2 separate regions of the Mus musculus genome follow, and region 2 is linked to region 1. A link is a contact called in ENCODE Hi-C data. All regions are on one chromosome and are shown on one strand. Each heading gives the region's core, a stretch centred on a gene start or an enhancer-like site at or near the end of the contact. The rest is flanking DNA. Distances are from core to core; before and after follow the strand shown.

The links. Hi-C counts contacts between places; a loop is a spot of excess contacts on that map.
Region 2: a loop to region 1 is called in a map of regulatory T cell, with 9 times the contacts of the local background. The contact joins the enhancer-like site here to the promoter of Ceacam16 in region 1. A Hi-C loop is called at or near these places in 2 of 37 maps with a recorded cell type or tissue (T-helper 17 cell and regulatory T cell).

The regions. Positions count from the first base shown.
Region 1 is chr7:19,858,308-19,865,163 of GRCm38, forward strand. Ceacam16 (carcinoembryonic antigen-related cell adhesion molecule 16) reads right to left here and starts at 2,992. Exons shown (of 6, transcript NM_001033419.2): 1 at 2,802-2,992; 2 at 287-631. The coding sequence starts at 2,844. It overlaps Gm19345 (predicted gene, 19345), which reads left to right. Exons shown (of 4, transcript NM_001270489.1): 4 at 1-48.
Region 2 is chr7:28,998,650-29,005,505 of GRCm38, forward strand. Map4k1 (mitogen-activated protein kinase kinase kinase kinase 1) reads left to right here. Exons shown (of 32, transcript NM_008279.2): 23 at 1-24; 24 at 1,124-1,232; 25 at 1,315-1,373; 26 at 1,542-1,645; 27 at 2,286-2,460; 28 at 2,958-3,020; 29 at 3,100-3,189; 30 at 3,271-3,341; 31 at 3,699-3,754; 32 at 4,448-4,630. The coding sequence ends at 4,517. It overlaps Ryr1 (ryanodine receptor 1, skeletal muscle), which reads right to left. Exons shown (of 106, transcript NM_009109.2): 102 at 6,846-6,856; 103 at 6,134-6,198; 104 at 5,776-5,876; 105 at 5,085-5,136; 106 at 4,691-4,904. The coding sequence ends at 4,809. Among named protein-coding and RNA genes, the nearest start is that of Map4k1, 19 kb to the left of the region's middle. Within about 2 kb of position 2,547, at least 1 of the 3 ENCODE cell types and tissues checked has a DNase peak (open chromatin) inside an H3K27ac peak, as active enhancers do.

The DNA.
Region 1 (6,856 bases), core at 1,742-4,241:
AGCTGGCAAGATGGTTCAGTGGGTAAAAGTGCTTGCCACCAAACCTGATGACCTGAGTTTTGATCCCTGGGTTCCACAGGGTAGAAAGAAAGAGCTGACTCTCCGAAGTTGTTCTCTGACTTCCACGTGTATACTGTCACACACAGACACACACAGACAGACACACACACACACACACACACAATGCTATTTTAAAGAATAATTTTTTTCTCTTTTGTTCCTCAAAGGAGGGTGAGGATGAGGAAGAGAGTGGAAAGTCCCGGAGATGTCAGAGGGGGTGGCTCACCATAGACCTGCATGTGTCCGTAGCCCACCTCCGTCTGAAACTGCCTGTTAAGAGTCTGCAGGATGTAGGTGCCTGTGTGCCCAGGTAAGGCACCATGGATATCAAGGCTGCCATCAGGACGGACAGCTTCCCGCCCTGTGTGGGCTGGTCCGGGGGTCTCATCACCAGTGCTGACAATGTAACTGGCCACCAGGAAGGTCAGGCTGAGCGTAGGCCCTGCGTACCAATTGTAGGCAAGCAGTTCCCCTGAAAGCCCATGGACTACCAGCGTGACATTGTCCCCCTCTGCAGGTTGTGCAGGCTCGGGGGTGATGGAGATCTCGGCCCCAGTGTTCAGGATCCAGGCTGAGAAGGAACAGAAGGGGCAGAATTGACCTCATTTGACAGGAGGTGAAAAGCTCACAGGGGGACATCCCCAGTGTCTACAAGGTCAGACAAAAGAAAGATTTGTGCCTTCTATACCCACACTTCTCCTGAGATAAAACCTAGAACCTTACTCTTGCTAGGTATGCCCCAGCCCCTCTCTGGGAGATTCTAGGCAGGGGCTCTACCACTGAGCCACACCCCCAGCCCCTCTCTGGGGGATTCTAGGGAGGGGCTCTACCACTGAGCCACGCCCCCAGCCCCTCTCTGGGGGATTCTAGGCAGGGGCTCTACCACTGAGCCACGCCCCCAGCCCCTCTCTGGGGGATTCTAGGCAGGGGCTCTACCACTGAGCCACGCCCCCAGCCCCTCTCTGGGGGATTCTAGGCAGGGTCTCTACCACTGAGCCATGTCCCCAGCCCCTCACTGGGGGGTTCTAGGAAGAGACTCTACCATTCAGCCCCAGCCCCTGCCACCTGGCCTGATGCCTTGCCTAGCCATTACTCTGCAGAGCAAGGTGGGACACCAAGTTTTCCATTAGAGGCACCAGGCTGAGACTCAAACAGGTCTCTCCACTCATGTAGCCAACTGTGTCTGTGACCTCATGCAAACATCAGGGCCTGTCCAAGTCTTTCACCCCAGCTTGGGGTGCTCATTCTGTATGCCCAAGGACCCCCCACATAGAGAGCAGAGATCTGTGAAGTACCTCCCTCTTTTTCAGTTTCCTTCCTGTCCTTTTCCTTAATCCCCTCACCCCACCCCCACCCCATCCCCTCTGTCTATGGCCCCAGATGCTGGCTTCAAGCTTGACATATGGCTAGGGATAACCTTGAATTTCTGATCTCTCTGTCTTCACCTCTCGAGTGGTGAGATTCCGGGCACACAGCGCAACACCCAGTTTAGGCAGTGTTGCGGATCAAACACAATGCTTCACCAGTGTTAGCGGAGCACCCAACGGTCTGAGCCACATCCTGAGCCTCTCCCACCCCTTCTCTGCACGCAGACAGAGCTGGTCCTCGTTCTTCCTTCTCACTGGGCTTGTCTGACGCCTCTGCACTGCCATTTCTCACACGAGACACACTTGCAGGCTTGGCCAGGCTTTCAGTCCCTTCCCAGCTGAGAGGATGTGGATGGTAGTGGCAGGTTCTGGGCTTAAGGCAGAACTCTGCCATTTGTGTTGTGAGTCCCTGGCCAGAAAGCCACCTCTTCAAGCCCTAGGTTTCCTCTCTAGGAAGTCGGGCCACAAGTGAACATCCTTCTGGGGTGGTTGCTAACAAGGAGAAAGGACTCGAAGTCGGGAAACAGTAAGTGCTAATCACCCCTGCTTCTGAGGACCTCTGGCTGACCCTGGCAACTAGGCCCTGTTATATACAGCTAAGTTAGCCTGAGGCTGAGCAGCAGAAACCGGGCACAGTGGTCACACTCAGGAAGCTGTGTCATGACGACTGTCTCAAGTTTGAAGTCAACCTGGGCTATATAATGAGATCCTGCCTCAACAACAACAACAACAACAACAACAACACAACAGCCTCTGTAGTGCTGGGTATGGTGGCACACGCCCTTAATCCCAGCATTCAGGAGGCAGAGGCAGGCAGATCTCAGTGAGTTCGGTGCCAACCTGGTCTATAGAGAGAGTTCCAGGTTAGCCGGGTCACCAGTGATGCATAAAGGTGCTTGGGATGTAGAGTGCCTGTGAAACCCTGGGTTCAAACCCCAGAACCCAATAAACTTGGCATGATGACACAGCTGAAACCCCAGCACTAGAGGGGAGGGTTAGATGTTCAAGGCCATCCTCGACTACAAAGTAAGTGGGAGGCCCACCTGGCTATAGGAGTCCTTACCTCAAAGATACCCACACCAAGCCACAAACAAGAGTCCGGAAGCCCTGACACTAGTCAGCTCTGTGGCTTGTTTTGCTCCGGCTGCTCTAAAGCCTCCCTGCTGACATCTCTTAGTGGCAGTCTCCAGCCTGCCCTACAGGCCTCCTCTCAAGAGCAAACTGCTCCAGAGGGAAGCAAAGTTGCTCTCCCTAGTGCATGCCTGAAGAAGGCTCACACTTTCCTTCTCCCGGGCAGGGCTTCCCCTCTCTGTCTCAAGGCTCTTGGAGATGCAGGGAGTGGGCTGACAGGGTGGGGGACCCCTTCTCGCTCACCACTGAGGAGGAACCAGCTGTACCAGGTCAATGGCATTTTCATCCAAGGCTGATGTTCGAGATGGTTGGTGGTGATGGTGTCCCAGTTGCTCAGAGGCCCTTCCTGGTTGAGGCTTGGCTCAGTCTGCCACTGGACCTGGGATCTTTCGGCAATTTGGAACCGGGGCGGATCACCGGAATTTGGAGGGATCGAGTCACAGAAGATCTGGGGCCCTGTTTGGGCACTAGGGTGGGTGTGGCAGGCACCGGCCAGGGGCCATGACCTGGCCAGGCCTCCTGGGGCAGCTGCCTAATCCACTTTGTGCCAAAGGCCCAGATTTGGTACTGAGAGGAGAACCAGGTCGCCAGGGAGGAGGGAGGAGGGAGGCAGGAAAATTTTGACGCAGTTCTTGACTACCATGCCTGTGATGTCTCTGCTGCATAGTGGGGTCACTGAGGGGTAGATGTTGGAGACTTCTCTTTCTCCAGCCCTCGGGACAGCCAGGGAGTGGCCAGTGTCACCACAGTGAATGGCACAACTCTGTGGGGTGGGTGGGCATCTTTAACACTTACATTTGTTTGGGGGGGGGTCTTGACTTCAAAGTCCTCTTCAGCTAGGCAATGATGAGGAGACCAGCCTGGGCTACATGAGACCCTGCCTCAAAAAAATCAAAGGGAAATAAAAGACTCTGGTTTTTGTTTGCTTGTTTGTTTTGTTTTGTCTTGTTTTGTTTTTGAAATAGAGTTCCATGTAGCCCAGGCTAGACTTGAACTTCTTGTGTAGCCAAGGATAACCTTGAACGTCTGATCTTCCCACATTTGCCTCCTGAGTGTTGTTGAAATGATAGGTGTTTGCCACCATGCCTGGTTTGTGTGTTGTGCTTGGGAAGGAACCCAGGGCCCCATGGATACACAGTAAGTGCTCCGTTGTCTGAGCTAAGCTCTGCCCTAAGCTCTGCCCTTCCTTCCTTCTCTTTTCTCCACTCCTACTACTGTCCTTTCTTTGTCTTGTCATTATTACATGAGGTGGGTGGCATGTGCCATCTCATGCATGTGGAGGCCAGAGGATACCTTTGGCAGTCTCCTCTCCTATCTGTGGCTCCAGGGATTGAACTCGGGTCATCAGGCTTGGCAGCAAGCGGCTTTACCCATTGAGCCACCGCACTGATATTTCTTCCCTTTTTCAAAAAGCCAATTATTTTTATTTCTTAATTAAGTGTCTTTATATGTTGTGTGTGGCTCTCTGCATGAGTGTGCAGGTACCCATGAAGGCCAGGGGTGTTTGGTCCTCTGGAGTAACAGGTGGTTGTGAGCCTCCCAGTTAGGGTTCTGGGAACAGAACTCAGGCCCTCTGCAAGAGCATCCACCCACTAAACAGCTTTTTTTGACACAAGGTCTTACTACACAGCTTCCGTGGTCCATAGCTCATTCACATGGGTTGCTGGGAATCAAACCTGGGTCCTTTGGAAAAGCAGCCAATGAATGCTCTAACTGTTGAGCAATCTCTCCAGTCCTCTCTCTTCTCTTCAACAAGAATTTGCATAGCATTTGCATAACAGCCATCTAGGTGACTAGAAGTACAAGGATGCTCAGAATGTCAGAAGGTTTGTTGTTGGTGTTTTGTTTTGTTTTGTTTTTCAAGACAGGGTTTCTCTGTGTAGTCCTGGCTGTCCTGGAACTCACTCTGTAGACCAGGCTGGCCTTAAACTCAGAAATCTGCCTGCCTCAGCCTCCCAAGTGCTAGGATTAAGGGCATGTGCCACCACTAACCCGGCCCAGAATATTTTTTTTAAACACACACACACACACACACACACACACACACACACACACACACACACACACACACTTGATCGGCATGTGATGCCATAAATACAAAGACATTGGCAAGATTCTGGAAGGTAAGGCTCACTGATCCTTGTGAACAAACATTTCTGGATTACCTGAACTCTTCATCCTCCTTTGGTAATTAAAAATAAGAACTAGGGGAGATGGCTCAGCGCTTAAAAGCACTGGCTGTTCTTCCAGAGGTCCTGAGTTCAATTCCCAGCAACCACATGGTGGCTCACAACCATCTGTAATGGGATCTGATGCCTCTTTTGGTGTGTCTGAAGAGAGCGACAGTGTACTCACATACATAAAAGAAATAAATAATTCTTTAAAAATAAATAAATAAAAACTATGAAGTCAGGGGCATGGTTCAGTGGTAGAACCCCTGTCTAAACCCCCCCCCCCTAGTGAGGGCCTGGGGGTGTGTCTCAGGGGTAGAGCCCCTGCCTAGAATCCACCAGTGAGGGCCTGGGGGAGTGGCTCAGGGGTAGAGCCCTTGTGCTGAGGCTGTTTAAAACCCGCTGCCATTTATAGGAAGACCTGGAGCAACTGTGAATGTTGGTGGGTTCTTCAGGCAGTATTCACCCCTAGTAATGAAGGGCAGCTGTCCCCCGCCCAACGTGGGTCCTGTAACACAAGCATGCATGGTGCTTACAATCATGCCTGACATACAGTAACTGCTCAATAAACGCAAACTCATTCCTTCCACAAATATCGAATGAGCACCTACTCTGTGCCAGCCTTGTTACAGATGGTCAGAGAGTTTAGTTACAAAAATCAGTTAAGTCCCTGTGTTTGTTGAGGATCAGGGAGGCAAATGTAGAACCAGCTGGGGCTGGGGCTCAGTGGGTAGAGTGCTTGCCTGGCGTGCATGAAGCCCCCGGGCTCAATACCCAGAACTACATAAACCAGGTGTGCTGGACCATGCCTATCACCCTGTCACTCAGGAGATGGAGGTGGGAGGGTCAGAGGATGCTCAGCTACCTAAGGAGTTCCAGGTCAGCCTGAGCTATGTGAGACCCTGTCTCAGAACAACAGAAAAACTTAAAGGTTAGGTCTGATGGTGTCCTGATGCAGGAGGATCATTGTGAGTTCCAGGCCAGGCCAGGGAACATAATGAGACCCTCTCTAAAAACAAAAACAAAACCCTCACTGAAAATGGAAAAGCAAATCCAGAAAGGGGGGTTGCCCATTTAGAAAGGGGGTCTGCCCCCTGCACTGGGGTGGAGGGAGGATGTCCAGGCAGTGACCTCAGAATCTTTGGTCACCATGTGACAGACGTCATCGCTGATGGCTTAGTTGATGGCGTAGTTGTGGGTGTTGGCTCCTCTGCTGCCCTGCAGCCTACTTCTGGGCAGGAGGCCATACCTGCAGCTCTCCTGTCCCAGTTCCTCAAGAGTATCACTGTGTCCTGGGCTGCCCTCAAGGGGAAGGAGGGCTGGGGAGGGCTGAGGAAGGCTAGGGAGAGTGGGGGTGGCAGAGGCTGGGTTTGCTGCCTCTTGCCCTCCTTCAACTGTGACCTTACCTCACCTTGCTCTCCCTGTCTGGCCCTGCTCCCACACTCTCGCCTAAATACTGGGACTCATTCCCATTGTTGTTCAGCATAGCTCCCCAATGTCCCTGGATGCCTCTGACTCAGGCACCTTGTCCCAAATCGACCTTAGTATCTTCCCAGACCTGCTCCATTTCCCTGCTCTCAGCCAGGAGGATGCCACTGCCCCTGAGACCGGTAGAAGGACCTGGGTCTCAGTCCTTATGCCTCCCTTACTCCATTAGCACAGAGGCTGCCGGGCTGCCCAGAGCCCTCTGCAGAATACAGACTCCTCAGCCTGTGCACCCAAGCCTCCCGCCTCCTCCAGTGTGTCTTCCCAGCATGATCTCAGCTTCCCCCCTCCCCATGTGAGCCTTGGACACCTTCAGTTCTCACTGTTGAGGGCGGTGTCTCTCCCCTCCCTGCACTGTGCCCCCACAGTGTCCCCATCACTGTGTAGTGGTTCAGAGAGCTCGTGGAAGCTGACACCAGGTGTGGATGACACAGAGCTGAGAGTCTCCAGGGAGGCCCAGGTTTCTGGCAGGGCAGAGGTACCTTTTGTCCCTAACCTGTGTCATGACTTCAAGTCGTCAAAGCATCACATGACCCTTCTCTGTCTGCTGCCCTTGCTATCTCTGTCCTCCTCCCTCCTCCCTTTCTGCTTCCTGGTCTTCTGCTAGTATGAACATTTTGTTTTGTTTTGTTTTTGAGACAC
Region 2 (6,856 bases), core at 1,297-3,796, 9.1 Mb after region 1:
ACAACCTCCTCATGTCTCTCTCAGGTTAGCCTGTGGCTAGGGCAGGGGCAGGGGCTGGGGCCAGGAGTGAAGGGAGGGTGGGTATGTGTGTGTGTGGATGAGCACAAACTGAGCCCTCACCTCCACCGGGCCTGAGGTTCATAGCTCACCACTGGTTGAACTTAAGGCCAGGAGCTTTTCTCTCTGAGCCTTAGTTTTCCTATCTGTAAAATGGAGCTCTGATATCTTCACTCCTTTAAGTTGGTTGTGAGTTAATTTTTTACAATCAATTCATCTTTAAATAACTTTGACATCTCTGGGTGTTGTTGGCACACCCCTTTAATCCCAGAGCAGAAGAGACAGGTACAGGTAGGTGGGTCAGGACTTAGTCTCACTTAAGATAGACTGAAGAAATTACAGGGTTTGCTGTTGTTTGGTAAGTACTAGGGCCCGTGTTTGTGGGGCACATGTGCTACCACTGAGCTGTATCTCCAGAACACCCCAACCCCTATCTTTTTTTTCACCCAAGCCAGGGTTTCTCTGTGTAGCCCTGGCTGTCCTGGAACTCATGTAGACCAGGCTGGCCTCAACCTCACAGAGAACTGCTCATCATCATCTCCCCTCCTTTTTTTTTTTTTTTTGAGACTGTCTATCCCTGGCTAGCCTCAAACTTAGAGTGACTCACTTGCTTCAGCCTCCCAAGTTCTGAGACTATGAGCAGGTGCCACCAATCCTGGCTTAGGTAGGTTTTTCTGTTAAACTTTGAAATATGTGCCAGGTGTAGAGTCAGGAGGATGGGAGTTCAAGACCAGCCTCAGCTCCATGGGGAGTTAGAGGTCAGCCTGGACCTGAGACACAAGCACCAAAAAAATAAACTTCAGGTGCAACCTCATGGGCTGGGTAAACCTCACTCCTGTTGCCGGTGCAGCAGCGTTATGAGGGCAGGCGACCTATTCTGCTCTGTTTTCCTAAGCAGATCACGGTGATGCCTGGACCACACTGGTCCTTTCAAGTCTCAAGACTGGGAACTGTGTGACTGGAAAGTGGGGTTTGCATGTTGGGAAGTTTCAGCGGGCTGGGAGACAAAGAGATGGCAAGGGTCCTCTAACTGCTTGACACTCCCGCTCTCATACACACACTGCAGGGAAGACACCCTACCTGTATTCTCATAGCATCCTGGGCCTGCTTGAAAGGAAAGACGGCAGAACGGGAAGCCCCATTGCTCACATTAGCCCTCACCGGTTACTGGCAAGGTAGGAGCCCCACAGGGCGCCATTGGCTTCCCTGCCCCCAGTGCGCCCGCGCAGCCCCTCACTCCTCTTCCTCCTCCTCCAGAAAGAACATGGTCTCCAGTAAGATCCAGGACACCAAAGGCTGCCGGGCTTGCTGTGTGGGTGAGAGCCAGCTTCCCTCCGGGTGCAGAGTGATGGGGCGGGCTGGTGCCTGGCCAGTGTCTACTCAATAAGGTTGAGGCATGGTGTCCAGGACCCTTGGAGAGATACTGGGGGATCCTAGAGGGAGACAGGGACCCTGACCTGACCCATTCTTGTCCACTTCCACAGCTGAGAGTGCTAGCTCTGGGGGCCCATTCTTATGTGGGGCATTGGAGACGTCTGTGGTTTTGCTCCAGTGGTACCAACCAATGAACAAATTCTTGCTTGTCCGGGTAAGTCTGTAGAGCGAGGGTGCTCCATCCACCATTAGCGCTTATATAAAGAATGGGATGCCCCCCCCCCCCCCCAGCCGCCAGTCCATGTCGTTGCTCCCTTCCCATCCTGAGGCATTTTGAAAATTTCCCGAGAGTCTGAAGAGATGGCTCAGCGATTAAGAGAGTACTGGCTGCTCTTCCAAAGGACCCACGTTCAGTTCCCAGCACCCACATGGCAGCTCACAACGGTCTGAAACTCCAGTTGCAGGGGACTCAACAGCCTCACACAGACATACATGCAGGCAAAACACCAAGCGCATAAAATAAAAATAAGTAAATCGTTAAAAAGAAAACCACTTCCTGATATTTAAGCCCCGTCCCTCACATCTGAACAACTTAATTATTCTTCAGTCTCTAAGGGTCTGTCCCTTTGAGTCTAAAGTGGTTTTGTTGGCCTGGTGTGTGTGTGTAGGGGGTGTTCCTGCTTTTCCGTCACCAGGTTGACACGCCTCCAGACAAAGCCACATTTACTCTAGAAGCACACTTTGCTTCTTTCTAAAGAAGCCTGAAAATCTCCGAGGGACTCCCCACCTAGTCCCCCACCCCACCCCCGGTCTCAGAGCCTCCCTGAATCGCTCTTCCCCGCGCGGGCCTGCAGCAGGTGCTGTTCCCGCTGCCCACGCCGCTGCCGGTGTTCACGCTGCTGACAACGCCGGGCTCCGAGCTGCCAGCTGTGTGCATCGGCGTGAGCCCGGGGCAGGCGGCAAAGTCGGTGCTCTTCCACACCGTGCGCTTCGGTGCGCTGTCCTGCTGGCTGGACGACTCCAGCACGGGTGAGTGGGCCTTGCCCCTAAGAGGCAAGGATGCTAGGAAGGGAGACGCTGCCGGGGAAGGAGGGGCTGTAGGGAAAAGGCAGTCCTGGAAAGGTAGTGCTTCAGGAAAGAGGACAATAGGGAAAAGTTGCAGACCAAGGCGGGGCTGCAGGGCGGGGTTCAGGCTGCAGGGAAGGGGCGGGGCCTAGGGAAGAGGGCGGAGCTTCAGAAAAGGGGCATGGTTTCTGGAAAGGATGTGGCTTGTGAGAAGGGGCCAATCAAGGATGGGACTACAGGTTAGGGCACCAGGGAAGGGGAAGGGCAGAATGGTTGGGCAGGGCTATGCCCGAACCCGATACCGAGAAAGAGATGGAACAGGGTGTGTGGTCTTCCTTGACTGGTCATAACAGGGTGGAGCGCACGTGGCAGGGTGGAGCGCACGTGGCAGGCAGGGACCTGAGGGGTGCTAGCTGAACAGAGCTAGGCAGTTAGTTCTTAAGCCCCTGCCTCTCGCGCAGAGCACAAGGGACCAGTGCAGGTGATCCAAGTAAAGGAAGACATGGTGATGGTGTTGATGGATGGTAAGAGCCTTCCTCCCTTCCCTTTCCGGTCCTCAGCCCAGGACGTTGTGCTCAAAGCCTTCCTTCCACTTCCCTTCAGGCTCTCTAAAGCTAGTGACCCCAGAGGGGGCACCAGCTCCTGGGCTCCGCACCCCTGAGATCCCCATGACAGAAGCGGTCGAGGCTGTGGGTATGTGTTAGTTGGGAGGGTCCAGGGTCAAGAGTGGGAGCTCTGTGACCTCCAGGTCACAGGGAACTGCTTCCTCTCTAGCTATGGTTGAAGATCGACTCGAGGCCTTCTGGAAGCATGGAGTTCAGGTGTGGGCTCCAGGCTTGAAACAGGTAGGCTCCTTCAGTTCACACCACTCCCTTGCCCTCATCCTCAACCTTCACATCCTTTAAATGGGCTTGGAGAAGCCCTGGGTCAGGACAGGGACTCGTGTAGGGAAGCTTCAGGGCACACATCGTACCGGCTCCCTGGTTCCTGACTTACCCACCCTTCACAGTTGCCTATCCGATAGGGCGCGGCGACTTTGCAGGTTAGTAGTCTTGGACACAGAGCAGTTAAGTCACATGTTTGTCAAAGTCACACAGCTTCATGAGTGGGTCTGGGGTTAGACTTACCCTGAGGAAGCCGTGTCTGTAGGGAGAGGGAAGGCCCTACTTCTCCGCACACACACAGACACACTTTCTCTACAGCCGCTGCAGGAGCTGAGAGACCCCACCCTCACCTTCCGTCTGCTCTGCTCCCCCAGGTATGGTGGTGGAGGGACGAATGGGGAATAGGAGAGGCTGCTGGTGTGGAGAGGAGGTTTCCACAGCCTAGAAAACCCTTCCATGTTCTTTTGCAAGGTTCCCTCCCGAGGCTCCGGCTCCACCGTGACTCTTGGGAGCCTTGGCTGCCCTCAGCAGAAGCCCCTGCACCGGTGCTTCCCTGTTTTCCTTTAGTCTACCCTTGAGGTTGGGAGTGTGAACTCCCCACGGCTCCTTTTACTGTTGTTGCCGTGAGATAGCTTATGTAGCCCTGGCTGGTCTCCGATTCTCGCTTCTCTTCTATCACATTGGGGGTTGGGGACACATGGCACAGAGGGCACCTGGAGATCAGAGAACATTTTTAGGAGACGATTCTTTTTACCACATGGGTCGCAGAGATTGAACTTAGGTCATTATGTTTGGTGACAAGCACCTTTGCCTGCTGAGCCACCTGGCCAGACCCCCCCCCCCCTTTTTCTGAAAGGATTTTATAGCTCAGGCTAACCTCAGACTCCCTAGGTAGCCGAGGATGACCTTGAACTCCAGCTTGGCTTGCTTCAGCCTCCCAGTTATTGGGATTGTACGCATATCCCATCATGCCTGGTGTTGTCATTGTCAGGCCCGGCATTGGAATGGTGCAGTTTCTATTAACTACTTTGAGAATGAACGAATGACTTGGCCTCTGTCTTCTTCAGGCCGGTAGTGGTGGAGACAAGGCCCACGGATGACCCTACGGCCCCCAGCAACCTCTACATCCAGGAATGAGCCATTGAGAGGGCATGGGAAACGGATGCCTGCAGACTCCTAACAGACGCACTAGTGGTCATGACATGACCTTATCTCCCAATAAACTTGACTTTAGTCTTGTCATCTTGAAATTCTCGGAGGAGAGATTTTTGGGTGCCTACCCTGCCAGATTTAAATGACCAACACAATAATGGTGGGGGTGTAGCACAGGATTTATTGGTCTAGTTCAGGATCATCTGTCCCCAGCTGCCTGGGGAGGAGCTCGCAGTGGAGAAGGCACTTGAGGTGGGGGAGGGCCAGCTGCAGACCTCAGCTAAGCTGGTCCTCATACTGCTTGCGGAAACAGTCTCCAGCAGGGAAGAAATCCCAGCACCTTTCCTGGTACATCTTCCAGACATACGACTCCTAGGGTTGACAGGATAAGAGTCTCGTGGTCACATCTTCACACGCTTGATAATGGATTCTCTGCTGCCTGCTGATTCTCTTAAGACTAGTTTACTGAGTACACTAGGGTGTAACTAGACAACAGCCGGCTGGAGTGGCTTGAGCCATGTCCCCTACGCGTTCCTCGTTAGCACCTCTTACCTGACCAGTGTGCTCTGTCTCATCCTTATTTATCAAATACATCAGGAAAAACCTGAGGGACAGAGGACCACAGGAGGAAGGTAAGAACCACACTTGCATCGAGATTTAGTTTTATTTCCTGGTGTTGAAGATGAAACCCAGAGCCCAGTGCATGCTAGGCAGAAATTCTACCACTGAGCCACACCCCCAGCCCCTCACTGGAGGATTCTAGGCAGGGGCTCTACCATTTAGCCACGCCCCCAGCCCCTCACTGGGGGATTCTAGGCAGGGGCTCTACCACTGAGCCACGCCCCCAGCCCCTCACTGGAGGATTCTAGGCAGGGGCTCTACCACTGAGCCACGCCCCCAGCCCCTCACTGGAGGATTCTAGGCAGGGGCTCTACCACTGAGCCACGCCCCCAGCCCCTCACTGGGGGATTCTAGGCAGGGGCTCTACCACTGAGCCACGCCCCCAGCCCCTCACTGGGGGATTCTAGGCAGGGGCTCTACCACTGAGCCACGCCCCCATCCCCTCACTAGGGGATTTCACTTTTTCACAGAGCCACAGTGATGCTTGATTTCTGATTGTCTAAACCCTACCCACACGGACACCCACATCCTTTTCTGCAGCTGGCCCAGGCTCAGCGGTCCTGCCCTGGCTATCAACAGGCTCACTCCCACCCTCTGATCACCCATCACTTCCCACACTCACATGTAATTGGCTAGGTTGTGCTCTTCTAGAGTGTGGGTCTCAAACCCATGTGGGGTTGTGTCGAAGTAGTCACTGCCTATTCCACAGATGAAGCACTTGGTCTGAGGACAACGGAAGATGTCAGAGTCAAGGAAGGCTCGGTGACATCTAGTACCTCTGGGCCTTGCCTTGCTCCCATGCGTTTCCTAACCTCACCGCACTTCCCAAGCAGAATAGAAGCAGGTGTTTATTGAGTACTTCAAAGGAATGTGTGGCTTAATCTCCCTGGCAAGCTCTGAGGTTAGTACCAGTAATATCCCCAATTATTTGTCCCTATGTATCCCATAATTCCTTAGATTCACTCTTGGGCACAACGCACCTCCATGTCTTCCTTCACTTGCTCTTGTTGGTCTCGGAGCTCCCCAAAAGCATCAATAATCAGACCTGAGGTGGCAGGACATAGGTCAAGACCCAGGTTCACCGAGTACCTCTGGGCCGTGTTTCTTACTCTTATCACACTTCCCAAGAAGAGGAGAAGCAGGTGTTTACTGAGTACTTAGGATAGACACACACTTCAAAGCAATGCAGGGCTTAATCTTCCTGGCAGTCTCTGAGCTTAGTACCAGTAACACCCTAGTTATTTTTTCCCTATGTAGCTTCAGCTGGCCTGGAACAGAGACCAGGTTGGCCTCAAGCTTATGGTAGGTCTCTGGTACCTGGGATTTTTTTTTTGTTGTTGTTGCTGTTGTTTTGGGGGGGTTGTTTTTTGTTTGTTTGTTTTTCGAGACAGGGTTTCTCTGTGTAGCCCCAGCTGACCTGGAACTCACTCTGTAGACCAGGCTGGCCTCAAACTCAGAGAACCACTTGCCTCTGCCTCCTGAGTGCTGAAATTAAAGGCGTGCGCCACCACTGCCCAGCTGTGGTGCCTTGTTTCAACTCCTCCATTTTTCAGATGGAGAAACCAAAGCTCAGAGAGACCACCTGTCTCAGGTCTCACAGTAAGGAGGGGCTAAGCCAGGGAGCTAACCATCGAGCTAGCCAGCCTCTAGGGACTATGCACCCCTCCCCCCCACCCCCCAGCCAGCACTGACCCTGAATGATA